Linked DNA regions of Homo sapiens: region 1 is linked to region 2. The links are chromatin loops, found by intact Hi-C in ENCODE. Cell type or tissue: gastrocnemius medialis. All regions are shown on one strand. Each heading gives the region's core, and the rest is flanking DNA. Links, peaks and the distances in the headings are about the cores only.

Evidence for each region. Hi-C counts contacts between places; a loop is a spot of excess contacts. Peaks named below come from ENCODE experiments on the same cell type or tissue, not always from the same donor. Only the 100,000 strongest peaks of a DNase experiment are listed, where the experiment ranks them.
Region 1: a loop joins it to region 2, with 4 times the contacts of the local background. A loop is called at or near these places in 2 of 110 quality-filtered maps.

The regions. Positions count from the first base shown.
Region 1 is chr10:95,412,289-95,421,133 of GRCh38, reverse strand. It overlaps SORBS1 (sorbin and SH3 domain containing 1), which reads left to right. Exons shown (of 33, transcript NM_001034954.3): 9 at 6,272-6,640. Among named protein-coding and RNA genes, the nearest start is that of PDLIM1, 130 kb to the right of the region's middle. RefSeq lists a silencer at 1,762-1,841. In gastrocnemius medialis, for the core only: a CTCF peak has its summit at 5,255; DNase peaks (open chromatin) are centred at 4,693, 5,353, 6,113, 6,407 and 1 weaker place; H3K4me3 peaks cover 3,009 bases; H3K27ac peaks cover 7,635 bases.
Region 2 is chr10:95,475,088-95,483,932 of GRCh38, reverse strand. All of the region lies in intron 2 of SORBS1 (sorbin and SH3 domain containing 1), which reads left to right. Among named protein-coding and RNA genes, the nearest start is that of SORBS1, 82 kb to the left of the region's middle. In gastrocnemius medialis, for the core only: a CTCF peak has its summit at 3,846; DNase peaks (open chromatin) are centred at 2,652, 4,222, 4,822, 6,873 and 2 weaker places; H3K4me3 peaks cover 1,443 bases; H3K27ac peaks cover 8,000 bases.

The sequences.
Region 1 (8,845 bases), core at 263-8,262, 63 kb after region 2:
GTGCAATGGTGTCATCGTAGCCCACTGAAGCCTCCAACGGCTGGCCTCAAGCCATTCTCCCACCTTGGCTTCCCAAAGTGTTGGGATTATAGGTGTGAGACACCACACCTAGCCTAGTCCTTTCTCTTAAAGGAAGCTGTGCTGCTCAAAAACTATAGCAGAAATGTGTTCCTTGTGTGGTCCGCTTCCCTGTGCCTTCCTTCTGTGAAGGTGTTCCCCGAACTCACAAGGAGTCCGCAAATTCTGCAGGTCCTTCCTAGTTCCCACCCCACTTCTCCAATGATCCTCTGGTTCCTGTTGTGAGGATGTAAAAATGCACTTGCTGCTGAAATGAAGCTGAATCAGAGATGATGTTTTTCTCCCTCTCTACAGATGCTTATCCTCCTCAGCGTGGAATTGGTTGCTTAATTGTCTGCCTTGTATGCTGAGCAACAAACACATTTAGCCTTTCTGCCACCTGCTATGACTTGCCTCCCTAGGTACAGCCGTATGCATCCTGGGTCACTGGTTAGAACCAGGAGCTGCGAATGAGCCTGGCTTTTTGAAGTCTTCATTAGACAGAGGGACTGGGGAGGTCACTTGTCCGGTAAATGACTTGCCATGGTTTTCCCGTCCCTAAACCCTTTCACAGTGTATAAATGTGCTGCCTGTGGCAGACATACTTCTTTTCAACCATCTCAAGAATGGATGCCATCAGCTCTATGCAGATCAAGAAACAGTGCTGATTAATTCAAAGCAAATGTAGAAGCATGTCCTCTTCCACTATCAGTGACTTAGTTCAAAGGGTAACTCAGTAATTCTTTTTGGCTTCTTAAGCAGCTCTTTTGAAAAGACAATTTTAAAAGCATGTGAAGTAAATAAAAATTCTTTTAAAATTTATTTAACACAGCTTTATTGAGCATCTCCGTGGTGTTCAGATCACTGTGTGAAACATTGCCCTCAAGAGGTTTATAAGGGTGAACACCCTATAATATCTTTTACAAAGTATGTTTTCTTATCTGTCACTATCCAAGAATTTTCTTTCTACTGGGGTTCCCTTTTAAGGGAACTTGGTAAATTGCTCATAAAGAGGTTTTATCCTTTATATTCAATGTAAAATCAGCCATTCAAATTTCAGGAACCTTTAGGTCATGCATTACCTCTTAGGTGTGTTTTCTGAATGGAAACATGACTTCTTGTCTATATAGTGATTGCCAGAGCTGTAAGTATGCACTGGCTTAGAGGAGGGAATTGGTAGTTTATAGAACTGTATAAACTATAAACATACCAGGATTTTCCAGAAGCCTCATATTTTCACTGACCCACCTTCTGAAAAGATAAATAGAATTTCATTTATAGCCAACTGGGCAGAATGCAGACTGCCTGTGTGGTTCCTACAATGTTTACAACAAAAAGTAGTTCCCTGCATGTAAAGTCACTGTGCCTATCCCCTTTCTTCTTCAGGACTAAAAGAAGCCCCAGGGCAGGAGACCTTTGGATCTGAGTGCACTGTTGATGCTCTGGGGAAGCGTCCTCTCTACAGGGTCAAAGCCCTGGGAAGGCTCATGCCTGATGTAATGCACCATATATGGCGAGAGCCAAAATAAGTTAGAAACTCACTGAAGCTGATTTCTATCTTTGGACAAGAAGAAATCACATATGGGACATTTGAGCTGAAAGTAAAAGTAAATCTGAGCTCAAATCAAAATGATCTTTTGCTTACCTCCCTACTGCCATTATCAGCATACCCGCCAGTCCCTTTGGTGCGTGCTAGCCCACGTGTTTTGTTTCTAGAATCGTTTAGTCTGTAAACATGTTCACTGAAACCAAGTGAGTTCACCTGAAAGCTTTTGCTGTTGCTGAATACTAGAGAGGGGCTATTCATTTTGTTTTTTTTTTGGCTGGTGCATATTCACTGGCACTGCCATGGGTGCCCTGTGGAAAGGATAGGCATTGAATTAGTCAAGGATATCCAAATGAGCTGCTTGTCCAATGAGCTTATATGTGTGCCTTGAAAACTGAGTTTAAGGAATAGGTTATTTACTATTTCTGGGTTGATGTTCTAATCTGGACTCAAAAAACTTTTTTTTTTTTTTTGACAGTCTTGCTCTGTCACCTAGGCTGGAGTGCAGAGGTGCCATCACAGCTTACTGCAGCCTTGACCTCCTGGGCTCAAGCAATCTTCCCTTCTCAGCCTCCTTAGTAGCTGGGGCTACAGGTGTGTGCCACCACACCTGGCTATTTCTTTTTTAAATTTTTTGTAGAGACAGAGTCTCGCTGTATTGCCCAGGCTGGTCTCAGACTCAAGTGGTCCTTCTGCCTTGGTCTTCCAAAGTGCTGGGATTACAGGCTTAAACCACAGTGCCCAACCTATAAAACTTTTAAATATTTTTCACCTATTCACCCTTTCTAACATTCTTTCTTCTTGCCACCTGTATGCCACAAATATAAGAATGAAATAGGCCAGGTGCAGTGGCTCATGCCTGTAATCCCAGCACTTTGGGAGGCTGAGGTGGGTGGATCGCCTGAGGTCAGGAGTTCGAGACCAGTCTGGCCAACATGGTGAAACCCTGTCTTTACTTAAAAAAAATACAAAAATTAGCCAGGTGTGATGGCAGGCACCTATGTATAATCCTAGCTACTCAGTAGGCTGAGGCAGGAGAATAGCTTGAACCTGGGAGGCGGAGGTTGCAGTGAGCCAAGATTGTGCCATTGCACTCCAGCTGGGGTGACAAGAGCGAGACTTAGTCTCAAAAAAAAAAGAATGAAATAAAATTGGCCGGGCGCTGTGGCTGACGCCTGTAATCCCAGCACTTTGGGAGGCCAAGGCGGGCAGATCACTTGAGGTCAGGAGTTCAAGACCAGCCTGGCCAACATGGTGAAAACTCGTCTCTACTAAAAATACAAAAATTAGCCGGGTGTGGTGGCACAGGCCTATAGTCTCGGCTACTCAGGAGGCTGAGGCAGGAGAATTGCTTGAACCTGGGAGACGGAGGTTGCAGTGAGCCAAGGTCACACCACTGCACTCTAGCCTGCGCAACAGGGTGAGACTGCATCTCGGGAAAAAAAAAAAAAAAGAATGAAATAAAATTAAAAATAAATTCAAAATAGACCCAGATCTTGCACCCTCCCCATTTTTGGTCAAAATTCACTTACCGATATTGATCAGACTCTAATATACTTCACTTGCGTAATTTGGAGGAAAGTTCTGGTTTTCTTCTAGAACTGGGATATCTTTAAAAATAGGAGCCATTCACGCCTGTAATCCCAGCACTTTGAGAGGCCGAGGCAGGTGGATCACAAGGTCAGGAGCTCAAGACCATCCTGGCCAGCATGGTGAAACCCCGTCTCTACTAAAAATACAAAAAATTAGCTGGGTGTGGTGACATGGGCTTGTCCCAGCTACTCAGGAGGCTGAGGCAGGAGAATTGCTTGAACCTGGGAGGCGGAGGTTGTAGTGAGCCTAGATTGTGCCACTGCACTCCAGCCTGGGTGACAGAGTGGGACTATGTCTCAAAAAAAAAAAAAAAAAGGAGCCATTAAAGAAAACCTAGGCTGGGTGCAGTGGCTCACTCCTGTAATCCCAGCACTTTGGGAGGCTGAGGTGGGCAGATTATGAGGTCAGGAGATTGAGACCATCCTGGCTAACACGGTGAAACCCCGTCTGTACTAAAAATACAAAAAATTAGCCAGGCATGGTGGCATGTGCCTATAGTCTCAGCTACTTGGGAGGCTGAGGCAGGAGAATCACTTGAACCCAGGAGGCGGAGGTTGCAATGAGCCGAGATCGCGCCACTGCAGTCCCGCCTGGGTGACAGAGCGAGATTCCATCTCGAAACAAAATAAAACAAAACAAAAGAAAAGAAAATCTAGCAAAATGCAGTTTCCTCATCTCATAGTCTAATTCCCAGTTGAGCCGCAGATTGCCAGATGACTCTTGTTGACATGAGGATCAGACTGGAGGGTCATCCCATTTCCTGACCCTCTTCTCCACTGAGACCCAAAGAGGAGCAGTGTTGAGAAGAGAGGGATGCTGTGTGAGCCTCTGGACCTGCAACCAGAGCTTTGGGCTTAAGCTGTGAATCTGAGGCTGATCATTTACCTCTGGGGCTGATTCCCTTTGTGTGGTGGTGGGCTGGGTGAGATGGGCATGGGGCTAGATTTTGAGAAACTAGGCACAGTCCAATCCGGTAGAGGCCAATTCAGTCCTTCATTGCCTGGTCCCCTTTTTTGTGTACATCAAAAATGGGAGACTGTGTGCTTTTAATCTCATGCTTGTCTTCCTTCTAATAATTAGCTTCATCAAATTCTTTCCTCTGAGAAAAGAGCACATGTGTATTCAAAAATCCTTAGCATTCTCTTCTTAGGGCACGTTAATTTGTTATGCTTATGGAATTGAGTGCTAAATCTCAGTGACTCAATTAAGACATCTGTCTCCTGTGAACACAAATAAGGACGGTTCTTCCAGTTCTCCTTTTCCTAAAGGAAAAGAATGAAAGGCACTCAAAAGAGTTCCAGTGAACATAAACTTCTAAGGCCAAAGGCTCGAAGATAAATCTTGAGGGAAGGAGGTTTGAGAGGGAGTTGGGGGCTTTGGTGCTTCTCCCACTGGTGTTTAGTTCACTTGGCTCCCTTCTTGAGTCAGGATGTCTAATAAAGATGCAGTCAGCCAAGGATTGGTGTCACAATTGATGTAGCATGTGGCCTGCTACGGGCTGGGCTCAGCCTCTCTGGATACAAAGGAGAGTCAGGCCTACCTCTCCAGGTGAGTGGGATTCAGTCTTTGGCTTCACTTAGAATTGTGGATACTAGGAGGAGTCTAACCTGAGGATGTGCTGAAAAACGTGTTAAGAATTGTTTTTGCTTGAATCATGTTATGCTGTCGTTTCTAATGATCGTCCTTCTTTCCATTTCCCCTCCTCTTTCTTTTTTCCCTGTTTGATAACATATCTTGAAAATATTGCTAAAGGTTCTCTCTCCCCCACGCCCTCCTCTCCCTCAAAAGGACCGCTTTGCATGGCAGTCCCCCACCATCCACAATACCTATAAGGATTCCCTCTACCTGAGCTCACCAAAGCCTTATGTCCCACTCGGCACCCCCAGACAGCAGAACCCCTCACAACCCCAGCCTATCTCTGTCCTCCTGGCAGCTGGATCGGCTCCCAAAGGTGTGGTGTGCCCTGGTTCCTTGCTTCCGGACTCCACGTTCCCCAGTGCTTCATCCCAACCCCAGCAGCGCTATGCAGCCACCAGGACAGTTTATCATAAGAATGTGAGCTCTAACCCATGTCATGAGGCAGTTGGGATTAAAAAGGTCAGCAGCTTATATGTACCTTGTTTATCCAATAACATTTGCCTGGCGGCGTCAGAAAACTCCTCTCGTGTTGCACGTGACCCTGCCGAAGGCACTCCCTTGGAGGCTGCGGGCACCCGAGCACCGGCTCCCGGCCTTGTCTCCCGCACAGCCGGCACAGGAAAACCACCCCCTGCTCCTCCTCCTGACCCTCCCAAGCTATTCTTTGACATCCGTAAAGATGCCGTTAACCGTGGCGAGAGTCCTTCCCTGGGGACTCAGGCTTCGTTCCCAGATGTGAGACCACCTGTGCTAGGCCCCCGGGTTACCTCTGATCCCGAAAACCGGAAGAGCAAAGAATCTTACCTTTTGCAGCCGAGTTATCCAGCCAAGGCAAGAAATTAGGAATGTTTGTGTGTCTTCTCTACTGTCTCTTTCAAAACTGATGCGAGCAGCTCATTGTTCACTGGGCTGCCCTACCCTCCCTTTCCTCATTAATGTTGTTGTGGCTTGAGTCCCGAATTCTTCTGTCTGAACCTTTCAGCACAGTACTCTCTTTGTCTGTCTCTCTTTTCTGTAAATGTGTAAGTATGCCGGAGCGTGGAATCCAGAGACTAATAACATGGTGAGAAACTCATTGTTCATGTTTTATTACAAGGTGCCAAAGAAATTGTATTTACTCCCAAGCTTTTAGGCTCTATGGTGGTGTTGTGGGGTTAAACACAGCCTGCCTGCCTGTTCTGTTCTTTCTCTCTCATAAAGTGTTAAAAGGATTCAAAAATAGATGGATGAAAAGCGGAGTTGGATGGGGTTCCCTCTGTGTCATGGAGTGTCAGAAGGCCAGCTGGCCAGCTCCGACTGTCTCATGTACTCTGAGGAAAGGGCACTGATTAAATATTTCTCAGAGTACCTCACTGCATGCCCACTCTCAACCGTTTAAATATGGAATTCTTTCCTCGTATCATACCCCTTTCCATAACGACCCCCTTATTTCCACAGGATGCCACTTCCTCCAGTGCAGCCCAGCCGGAGGTAATAGTTGTCCCTCTCTACCTGGTTAATACTGACAGAGGGCAAGAAGGCACTGCCAGACCTCCAACACCTCTGGGGCCTCTTGGCTGCGTCCCCACAATCCCAGCGACTGCCTCTGCCGCCTCACCTCTGACCTTCCCGACTCTAGATGATTTCATTCCCCCTCATCTGCAGAGGTGGCCCCACCACAGCCAGCCAGCCCGCGCCTCTGGCTCCTTTGCCCCCATTAGCCAGACGCCACCATCCTTCTCACCACCACCTCCGCTGGTCCCTCCTGCCCCGGAGGACCTCCGCAGAGTCTCGGAGCCTGACCTCACGGGAGCTGTTTCGAGTACCGTAAGCTTGCTGGACTCCCCTCCTCACGGCTTTTCTGAATGTCTCCTCCCAGCAGTCACATTCCCTTTCTCACTGAAGCACTGAGCTCTGAGGACAGCACTGGCTGCCGCTGTGCCTGTGTGATGACTGGAGCCGTGTCCCCTGTCACTAGCGTGCATGCTTCCCGTGTGTCTTCCCTGGGTCTCTCGGGGCTGTTCCCCATCTCTGCAGTGCCTCATCTGCTCTGTCCTGTTGGGAATGCACATCTTTCTCCCTCAGAAGACAACATCTGTGGCCTTTATGTTGACTGGCCATGCTTTTCACAGGCCAGGTCGGGGGTCGTGTGGTGAGCTGAGGAAAGCTAAGAATTATGGGGGAAAGCAACGGCAGGCGTGGTGGGTGCTACTTACCAGGGAGCGGGGAGATCTCGGGGAGGAAGCGATTCTCTGATTCTCTTGTTGACCTAGTGAGTAAATAAACTCTCTGTAGTATACAGAAATGACAGAGACTAGGATTTTTTTTTTTTTTTTTTTTTTTTTTTTTTTTTTGTGAGAGAGTTGGGTTTAAGTGAGCAAGTGGGTCTGAAAGCCCTGTACAAATGTTAGGACTTTTACCTCAAAAGGCAGGCAATTGCTAGGGCCCCTGAGGAGAAGGTCCCAGGAGCCTCTGTGACAAAACAGTGCCCCAGTGGTCACAGGAAGTCAAAGGGCCCTGCTGCCTCAGGTCCCATCCTGTGGGTGGGGGAATGAGTTCCCATCACAGCCGGGAAAGCCCAACTGCTTAGAGAAAAAGCTGAGTCAAAGTGCTTGGGTCTCCTTTTTCCTTAGGAGCCCTGGGAATTGAGAGAATCTGATAACTTCATTGCGAGTTGTAATATGGGAATACGTGAATCTACTCACAGGGCTTCGGGTTCAGTAGGATCGAGTGTAAAAGTTCCTGTTATGGAGCTTGACATAGAGAAGGTGCCTAGTGAATGTTAGCTATGTTGCTGAGGACTTACCCTGGCAAATGAGGGCCAGGGTCACTCAAAAGCAAGTAACTGGTTAGTTAACAATTCATCATTGAGTTTCTGCCGTGGTCTAGGCATTCTGCTAAGTACCCTGGGTACAACCATGAGTCAGGGTCTTGTTCTCAAAGGGATTTTTGGAGTAGGAGGTCACTTCTCAAGCTTTGTGTACATGGGATCATCTGAGGGTCAGGGAGGCTTGTTTAAATCGTCACCCTCAGGTTATACTCCTAGAATTTCTGACTGAGTGGGTCTGGAGAAGAGCCTAGGAATCTCACTTGGTAGCAAGTGCTCAGGGGTTTCAGATGCTGGGGTCCACACCCTACATTTTGAGATACAGTCATGTAGTGGGTCATGCAATTGGCTGATGGAACTAAGCGTTTACTGACATCCCTTTGTGTAAAGATGTATGCCTGCAAAACTGTTCCAAATGGCTTGTTAAGCTGAAGCCAGTCATGCAGAAATCAGGAAGGAAACTTTTCATTTGGCTTATTAGATAAATTATAATGAGGCATCAAACACATCAAAGCTGGGAACCGTTACATCCTGAGCTGGGGCCTGTTCTGAAATCTCTAGTGCTGTGCAGTGTAGTTAGGTCAGCACCAGGCCCAATGTGACCCACGGCCTTGGATATCCTTCTAGCTTTGAATTTCGCAGCTCAGTCCCATTGAAGAAAAATGCTAGATGTTTCCCTGGTCTATTCCCGTCTACCTTCAGCTGAACTTAGAATTTAGAAGCCACTCTTGTTTTGGGGAGTTCAAGCATCTTCCCTTTGACACAGATTATGTTTGCCTGGAGTAGCAGGTAAGGTGTCTTATGTTTAGTGTCCTCATAGACCATTGTGAGTAGTTTGATTGTGTATTCTATAATTTATTTGTGTAGACCTAGGTTTTCATATCGAGTTGGTTTTAGGTGTACCAGGACAGATTCGTTGGGACAGGGTCCTCAGTTTCTCAAACCTGACTAATCAGCCTGGTGTAGACCTCCCAGAAGGACCTCAGTTTGGCCTGATAGCTTCGGGTTTGGCCCTGGGTAACAGAGGTGAAAAAGGAAACTACTTGGATTCCTCTTCCTCCTCTGTCAAGAGGAGGAGCCTCTGTGGATGGTGTCTGAGCTGTGAGCTGATGCCTGCTCCATCTGTAGCTAGTTGAGAGAAAGAAGGAAGAATAAAAGTCATGTTAATTGATTTGAGTTATTTTAATCAATAGCTGTTTTTGTGA
Region 2 (8,845 bases), core at 309-8,308:
CTCTCTTTTTAAATAAGGAAACTAAAATTTAAATGATAGGGAAAAAAATGTTGGGACAGTAGGGTGAAACAAATATTTTTTTCTTTAAATAAATTTGTGTGTTTTATGGCTGGGCCTGGTGGCTGATGCCTGTAATCCCAGCACTTTGGGAGGCCGAGGTGGGCGGATCACCTGAGATGAGGAGTTCAAGACCAGCCTGGCCAACATAGTGAAATCCCGTCTCTACTAAAAATACAAAAAAATTAGCCAGGCATGGTGGCGGGCACCCATAATCCCAGCTATTCAGGAGGCTGAGGCAGGAGAATTGCTTGAACCTGGGAGGCAAAGTTTGCAGTGAGCCGAGATGGCGCCATTGCATTGCACTCCAGCCTGGGCAGCAAGAGCAAAACTACATCTAAAAAAAAAAAAGAAAGAATGGAATTTGTGTGTTTTTAACTAAGAGGAAGGAAAGAAAGCAACAATGTAATTTTTAAAAAGTATTCTTTACAAATATCAAGTCATTATATTAGTTTTGAAACATATAATGTCCTTTGTATAATGTGATTTACTCACAAAAATACCATGTTGGGAACATTTATACAAATTTACTAATTACATTTGCTCTTAAATATTTTCATTTTATTTTTCAAATAGAAGTGAACTACTGAACTCAAAGGAGTTGAATGTTTCTTAGGTTTTTTTCCTTTTAATAGACAAAAATATAAAACTGGACAACAGAAGTCACCAGTGTTTTAATGAAACAAAGAATTAGTTTTTGGGTCTGGTACCTTCTAAAGCATCTGTAGATTTTAGAAAAGGAATTTCACACCACCACCACCACCAAGAAAGCCCAACCAACCTAAAACTTGAATAACTGAACTTAATCCGAGTCATTCCTATTTTATGAGCCATCATGATCCACAGTTTCTGTTTCTTCTCATGTCGTCGTTTCCTTTCTGAAATCATTCTTGTAGACTGCTGAAGACTAAATGCTAGCCCAGATGGAGACTGAATTTCAACCTTTTTCATTTTTGGCTTCTTGGTTTTGGGGTGAGAGTTCATCAGACTGTTGGTATACGTGACTTGCCACCAACTCTACAGCAACCTGCTGTCTCTGAGCTTTAGTTGTTTCTGAGATAAATGAGATCATGTCTGGGCCTTCCTCAAGCTCTGACATTCTAGAATTCCACTATTCTGTCACATACTGCACATACTCAGTGCTGGGTAAACCTGGAGTACTGGCCATGTAACAACTTCTGTGGGGTTCAAAGGGCAGAGTCTCAGTAGAGATGGGTTCCTAATGTCATCGTTTATTTCTCATGGCTGCCAGTAATAAACACGAAAGAAGAACTAAATATAGTGAGTTATGTACTCACCAGCTCATGGTATTATCCTGAACTTGCCGCACTGAGAGGAAATTCTGTAGCTCTGTTTAGTAGATGGTACAGAGTAAACCCCAGGCAGAGAGTTTTCATCTTCTTGTCATCCCGCAGAATATTTCTGATGACTAGAGCTCTCAGGTCTGTAAGCCTACCCGTCTTCACCGGTGCTCATGAGACTTGGACTACCCTAATACTTGGATTTTACAATCCTGGGTTATATTGTTTCTTAATTTTTTTTTGTGGTGGGTCCAAAGCCAGTTGAACACCATCTCTTGGCTCTGATGAGTCAAAATTGTGACCAGGACAAAAATTAAATGGCACAGAGGCTTTAGCAGAGAAAACAAAACATTTTGTAGAACATGCTCAGCACAGGATGGTGTAATGGAGGCTGCAGGGGGTGTTTTGCTGTGGGCCTGTGTTAGCAGTCATTGGCTAAGAGCTTATAATGGCACTTAGAGCATGGTACAAATGTATATACACACCCACAAAGTATAGTGTACTATATGTGCAATATACTAAACCTGTTGTGCTTGTATTTTATACTAAATATATTGTTTTAGGAAGTTATTTCCAAAATAGCCAAAATACATCATTAGAATGATTCAGCACTGCTCAGGTTGGCATTAAGTGGGCTGTGTGTGTAGGAGCAAAGGAGGGACCAGAGTTTTGAAAACTCTGGTTTTAGAAAGGATCTTCTTGGCTGAATTCTAGACTGTGTTCCTGGTTCCTAAGCCTGATAATACTGTGTATTTTGCAGCTCTTTAGATTGCCTCAAATTCATTGATTTGTTTATTCATTTATTCAACCAACACATATGGAGTAGCTCTAATATTTACACAGGGCCTTTTGGCATGCGGAGTACATTCATATACCTTATCCCACCTAAGTGTGCTTGTTTCAGAGCCCAGTCACATGCATGGGCAACAGCCTGCATTGATGCATTGATTGATGAATGCAATCTCTATTTCTTCATAGAGTGTTTCTCTTTGCTTTCTGTTGTGCTTGTAAGCAGAGATATACGTGGTTTTGTCTGCACCATGTAGAAAGGAACTTAGGACAGGTGGGCAGGAGGGTTGCTATGGGAGTTGTGCTGGACAGTCATTCCCAGGAACAGAGGAGGTAGGAATCATCGACTAAGCATGAGATTGGGGTGGGTGGGAGGGATGTGATTGTGGCTTTGAGGAAGATGGAAACTATTTGGAACAGCTGACATGGGTTGGGCATTGGGGGCTGAGCAAGAGCTGAAAGCAAGGCCTGCTGGGTGACTGAGTGGAAGCTTCTGTGTCAGCAGGTGTGGCCTGGATGTGTAGGGCGGCAGGTGGAGCTAGATGAGACTCAGGGACAAAAGGAGAGGGCTGGGGGCAGGGGTGGGATGGTTGCTTGGCTGTTGACATAAGGGGACTTGGAGGAGCTGTTTCTGACCCTGATGTGGCCATATAGGGAGTTGTTGAGGTGAACAGCAGGGGAGGTACAGGGGCCCCGGGGGTGCTTGGCAGTAGCTTTTCTTAGTTTGGCTTATAAGGCCTTTGATCTCTTAGCACTCCTCCCACCCCACATGCCCTACTGGGCCATTCCTGAGTGCATACTATCATGTGTACATACTATTCCTTTTTTTCTTTCCTTTGGCCTAATTACCTCCTACCTCAAGTGTTAGCCCAGGAATCACTCCCGGGCAACTGTTTCTGATTGCTGTCTGCCCTCTCCTCTGCTGGAACCCTTCACCCTGTGCATGCATCTCTCCCTTTGTACTGTACAGACTCATTTGTAAGTCTCTCGCATATGTGGATTGGAAGGTTCCTTGGGTGCAAGATTGTGCCTCGTACCCAGCGGAGGACCTGGCATGCAGAATGTGTTCATGAAATGCTTGCTGAGTGGATGCATAACTCTTTTGTTGCATCATTAGTAGCATAACAGAATGATAGAGCTGAAAGACACCTACAAGATCAGCTAGTCTAAGTCATTTGTTTCATAGTTCACAGAGAATTGAAACTCAGAGGGGTTGAATGCCTGGCCTGAAGTCACACAGCTTGTCCTAGGCTGAGCCAGGACTCAAGTTCACCTCCTCTGACTCCAAATGCCATGCTCTTTCCACCACACCACAGTGTTCTCCAAATGTCTTTTATGTGTGTGAAGACAGCAGCCCTCTGCGTCTGCTTAGTGCCTGGATACAGCCTAATATCACTATTCGTACTGTTATCTAACTTTTCTCATCGGGAGGAAAACTATGTTCTGACCACGCGGGGAGCTTTTCCTCTGCGTGCATGGAGCCAGGTTTACAACAGGCCTTACCTCACTGCTTCCCCTTCCCTTTCCGGTTTGTCCTAGTTTATCTTTGGGCAGGGTAAGCATCAGCAACTGTTTCTAAGTAAATAGAGGAATTGCAGATTCAGGATTTGTGGTTTCAAGTATTCAGTGTCTTTTGCTTCAGCCCGTCCCCTCCTGGCTGCCATCACTGCCTCCCCTGTCTCCACATTGCCCCGATTTAGCATGTGTTGAAGACTGGTAGTGCACGATGGAGGTTTCTTTCTTGGGGCAAGCAGAAGAACCAACAGAGCATTGAAAAGGGAATCTTTGAGAGAGAGAGAGAGAGAGAGAGAGAGAGAGAGAGAGAGAGTGGGCATGTCTCCGAACCATTTTGTGTCAGTTAAAAAAAACAAACCAAAGTATATCTGCTGGTTTCTGGACCCATCCCTGGAAGATGGCATACAAGACGGCCATCTAGAAATGCTTGTTTGTACACCTCCCTTCTCCAAAGTGCGTCTCCGAGCTTTTGAGCAACACTGATGTTTAGTATGTTCTGTTTAGGGTTAAATTTGCAGCGTGACTGAGGCTGGGGTGTGGCTAGTTCCCTTACAGCCTGTCCATGGATGACGCAGTTTTGTGAGGTTGGTTCCAGATCGCCACGGATCATCTGACCTCTCTCCCCATCACCCTGGTCTGAAGTACCTCAGGGTCAGTTCCAGGACTGAATGCTGGGAGTGGGGCTGATTGGTTTGAACCTTTGGTCTCCTCTGTTAATTAACTAAACAGTGCATGGCTAAAAATGTCGCTTTGGGGAAAAGGGCTCTGAAGAACAGTCTTTAAATCCTTCACCACTTTAAGGAGCTCTGCAATATTGTTTCCCTTAGCGCTTGTATATTCCCCTCACCTTTTTTTTTTTTTTTTTTTTTAAAGTAAGAAGATGATGTACGATCTTCCCTTTAGCTTGGAAATCCTATGGCTTGGAACAAGCCCGGTGTCTTCAGTCTTAGAGATTTCTGAAGCCACTTTGGACCTTCTTCGCTTCTAGCCACATGGGAGCCTGTGTCTGATCCTCCCTGGGCTGGTCTTGAGTTCCAGGCATTGAGCTGGAAGTACATCAGCCAAGGATTTGGCTGTGTCAGGAAGTATTTTGATTTGCTATATTCTCTGCTTGGCATCTACTCATTTCCTTCAGGGACGTCCCCTTCCTTGGAAAAAATAGCTCCAAAGATGCTTGTCTCACTGATGAGCTAAGAAGGAGTTCCAACCAGGCGTTTCCATTCAGGGATCTTGGCTTGGCAGTCACAGGTCACTGAGTGAGAAGGGTGTCACCACACTTAAAATATTCTTAACATCCCCCTTCCCCTCCTGCCAGCAGTGGTCTTTATGCTGGCTAGTTTTGAGAATGACAGTCTGGAGACTGATCCAGCTTGGACTAGCAGGCCTTAACAAGCATGTATTTCTAAGGTGTCAGCCATCACACTGCTTGGCTGTGACCTTTAGGGGATATCCTAAGTGGCAGCCTTCCTTGCACCCTAACCTCAAGCTCTCCTCTCCTCCAGATGTGCATAATTTTCCTGTGTGGTGCCAGGGAACTGTGGTTATAAATGAGAGAGAAGGGGCTCTGTGGGGGTCCCAGAACTGTGTTGGGATCCTGTCTGTGAAGTTACGCTCATCTGAGCTACTGGTCTAATTCTATTTTTAAAAAGGGAAATTAATTGATACCTTTTGACAGTGAGCCTGTGTCAGTTTTTGGAGTGACACCAAAATAGAGTCATCACTTTCTTTTCATAGGTATTCATCTATTTAATATTCCAGGCTAGAATTCTTCAGGATGTTGATCCCAAGCTTCTTAGTGTATACTTCTAGACCCTTCTTAGTGTTAATTATTTAGTTCCTCAATTTCATCACCTTTCCTTTTCTCAGAGGTTTCTGAAGGATTACTGATAGTGATTCATCAGTGACAGTTCAGATTCTTTTAGCTGTCTATGGATGTGGTTCACCTGAGCCTGAAAACCCAAAAAGGAGTAGCTCTCACTTAAAGGGGCTGCGACTCTCCTAGCTCCACACCTGTCTTCTGCCTCAGTCACCTCTTACCAGAGTCTCCCTTTCCAGTAAGATCATTCTCATAGTTGGTGGAGGTGGAAACAACACGAGGAAGAGTGGCTTCTCTTATAATATGACGAGGGCTTCTTCAAGCAGGTCTGTTATCATACGCTTTGTTTTCTTCTTGGTCTGATCATAGATTTTTAAAAAAGAACCTCCAAAACAAAAAACCTAATGGTTATTTCAATTTCTTATGTTTTAACTCTTCCCAGACCTTAGAACAAGCTTGTCCAACCCAAGGCCTGCAGGCTGTATGTGGCCCAGGACAGCTTTGAATGTGGCCCAGCACAAATCTGTAAACTTTCTTAAAACAATATGGGATGTGTGTGTGTGTGTGTGTGTGTGTGTGTGTGTGTTGTTTTGTTTTAGCTCATCAGCTATCACTAGCATTAGTGTATTTTATGTGTGGCCCAAAACAATTCTTCTTCTTCCAATATGGCCCAGGGAAGCCAAAAGATTGGACACCCCTGCCTTAGCCTTTTGGACTTTCCTCTGACCATAAATGCTGCTGTCCTTTGTTCAGCTTTGACTCCATTCCTTCTTCCTGTGGCCTAGACATGCAAATAGGGCATTCCAATGTTAGGAGTGCTTTGCAGCCCCTTAAAAGATTTTCTAGTGCTTTCCTGGCTCCCAAATTTCCCCACCCTCTTTGGACCACAGAGTTTTTCTCCAAGCTCAGATAACCTCTGACTCCTCATTTGCCCTTCCAAAAACTTTGCTTCTCCCCATGGTGTTCTCTCTAATTTTAAGCTGTGACTGGCTTTCTGGGCTCCCAGGCATAACCATACAGGGCTGTGTTAGTGACTCAGATCAGGATTCAGCTGTGCTGACCACCCAGAACTTATTCCCACTCCTACTCCCCAAGAGACCAGCTCTTCAGGACTCCCACCCAGGGCAGGGCTGGGTGGGTCCACCAATGCCTCTGCCAGGGTTGAGTTCTCCAGGACCATCTGGGCCTCTCCCTGAGCTGAGGTACAAGACCGAGGCTGCCCAGCCCCTAGGTCAGAGACGAAAGGAAGGAACAGGCTAGGGGTGGGCTGGCAGAGAGTTCAGGCTCCCTGAGCTGGGAGTATTTGGGGAAGGGAAAAGAGGAGGAGGTCGGAAAGTTTGTGATGACTCTGAAGACTCTCAGGTTTGTCCCGGGGGGACTCAGGCCGCCAAACTGTTCACTTTTCTGCAGCTCGGTGTTGGGAGTGTGCTCTCTTTTGGAGTCACCCATCCTATTTTGGGATGACTGAGTCAAAGGAGTAGCTCTATCTTGGTGCCTGGAAGTGCCTCACATTTCCTCATTTTAGACTTGCCATTCTTTTCTTAAGGTGCTTTTCTTAAGGTGCTTAAGAAAAGCACCTTAATTCCATTATTAAAGATTCAGGATCATTAAGACTCAGGCTGGATTGAAATTTATCTCTTTACTGTCTATGGAAAAAGATTTAAGGAGAAAAATCACTGTGAGGGATGTCGATTTAGGAAAGCTTTCTAAAGAACCCACTTTAGGAATGTGCATTTGCATACAAACAATGAAAGTGCTAATTAAAATGATTCTCACATCATCATTTTAGCAGTGCAGGGACTGCTGCTTGGCAACACTTATGAAGTGGAAATGAGTGTACTTTGAAAATAATAAAATATTGTTCCATCCATTGAATCCACTAAGACATTAGGTCCTTTTATTTGCAAGGCACTGTGCTAGAACCACTGTGTGTGTTTGTATTGGTCAAGAGTATAAAACCTAGTCCTTGCTCTCTAGGGTGACCAACTGAGGGGTTTCCCTGGGATAAAAGACTATCAGGAAAGCCCGGGAAGAACCAGGTTGAATTGGGCCAAACCTACCTCGGGAGTTGAAAGGCTGGTAGGACTGAACAATGTTCCTCAAATATTTCACCTGTTGAGATAGGCCACACCTGTTCACATTGTTTTAGAAACAGCATTTTGCCCTGTAGGACGTTTTTGCCCTGGAAATTGAGTAGTCTAATTCCCTTTTAAAGCAAGAGCCCAACATTTAAAATATTTCTGTCATCATTGTCGTTATTGGCATCAGCTATCACTGGGCACCTGCTGTTTGAGGCTGGGACTTTGCCCTGGAGAGTGGGGGTGGGGCTGATCTGGCCTGGAGATGATGTGAAAACCTTTTAGCTCCTGGGCGAATAACTGCCACCTTATCTTTTTTTAAAAAAAGAATAGTGTTTTAGAACACGGAGCCTGGAGCGCAGTAGATGCAGAGTCAATATTTGTGGATTGAAGTTTATTAACTTTGTGGTTGAGAGTTCAGGGTCTGCAGTCACATAGACTTAAGTTTCAAATCCTGGCTCTGCCATTTGCCTGCTCGATGATCTTGGCTTGTGACTTACCTCTCTGAGCCTCATTTTCTTCATTTGTGAAATTGAGATAAACATAAATTTAGTTATTATATAATATTAATGTTCATATGATAATTATGACAGGCTGCATATTGTGGTATATAGTACCACAAACTCGAGTCAGGCTGCTAAAGTTCAAATCCCCCTTCCTAGTATCATAACTTCCAGCAAGTTATTGAACCTCTCTGGGCCTTAATTTTCTTATCTACAAAACAAGGATAATAATAGTACCTTTACAGAGGGTTGTTAGATGTGAGAATTGTCAAGCACCTCATCCCAGCCATAAGAAAACATTATATACATGTTTGCTAAACCTTAAAGACTGTGAAACTATTATTAATTATTTCATTTTGGTTCTTATAGAAATCCTGTGAGGTTAGATACAGGGCAAGTATTACTCCCCACTGCCTCATTCCCTATTTGTTGTTATTGCTTGTTTCGTATTTGAGGGGGAAAAATGGAGTTCTGAAAGGTTAAAGTGGTTGGCTGAAGGGAACCTGGCTAGTAAATGTTATAACTGAAACTAGAACCCATGGTACTTGCTATAAAAGATACAGGTGTGCCTATACACATTTATCGAGGGCATGAAGATATTAAGGCTTTACTGTAATAAATCTGAAGACAAGTGACTAGGGTATCTCCCTCTTCTGCACCACCACCCCCACCACCATGTGCCAGATCTGCTGGCATACTGCTAACTGATGTTCTTTGTGAATGATGGCATTGAGCTTGTGCCCTCTCATTGGGTCTCTGGGGCTTACTGAGGCAGCCAGTTTAAAC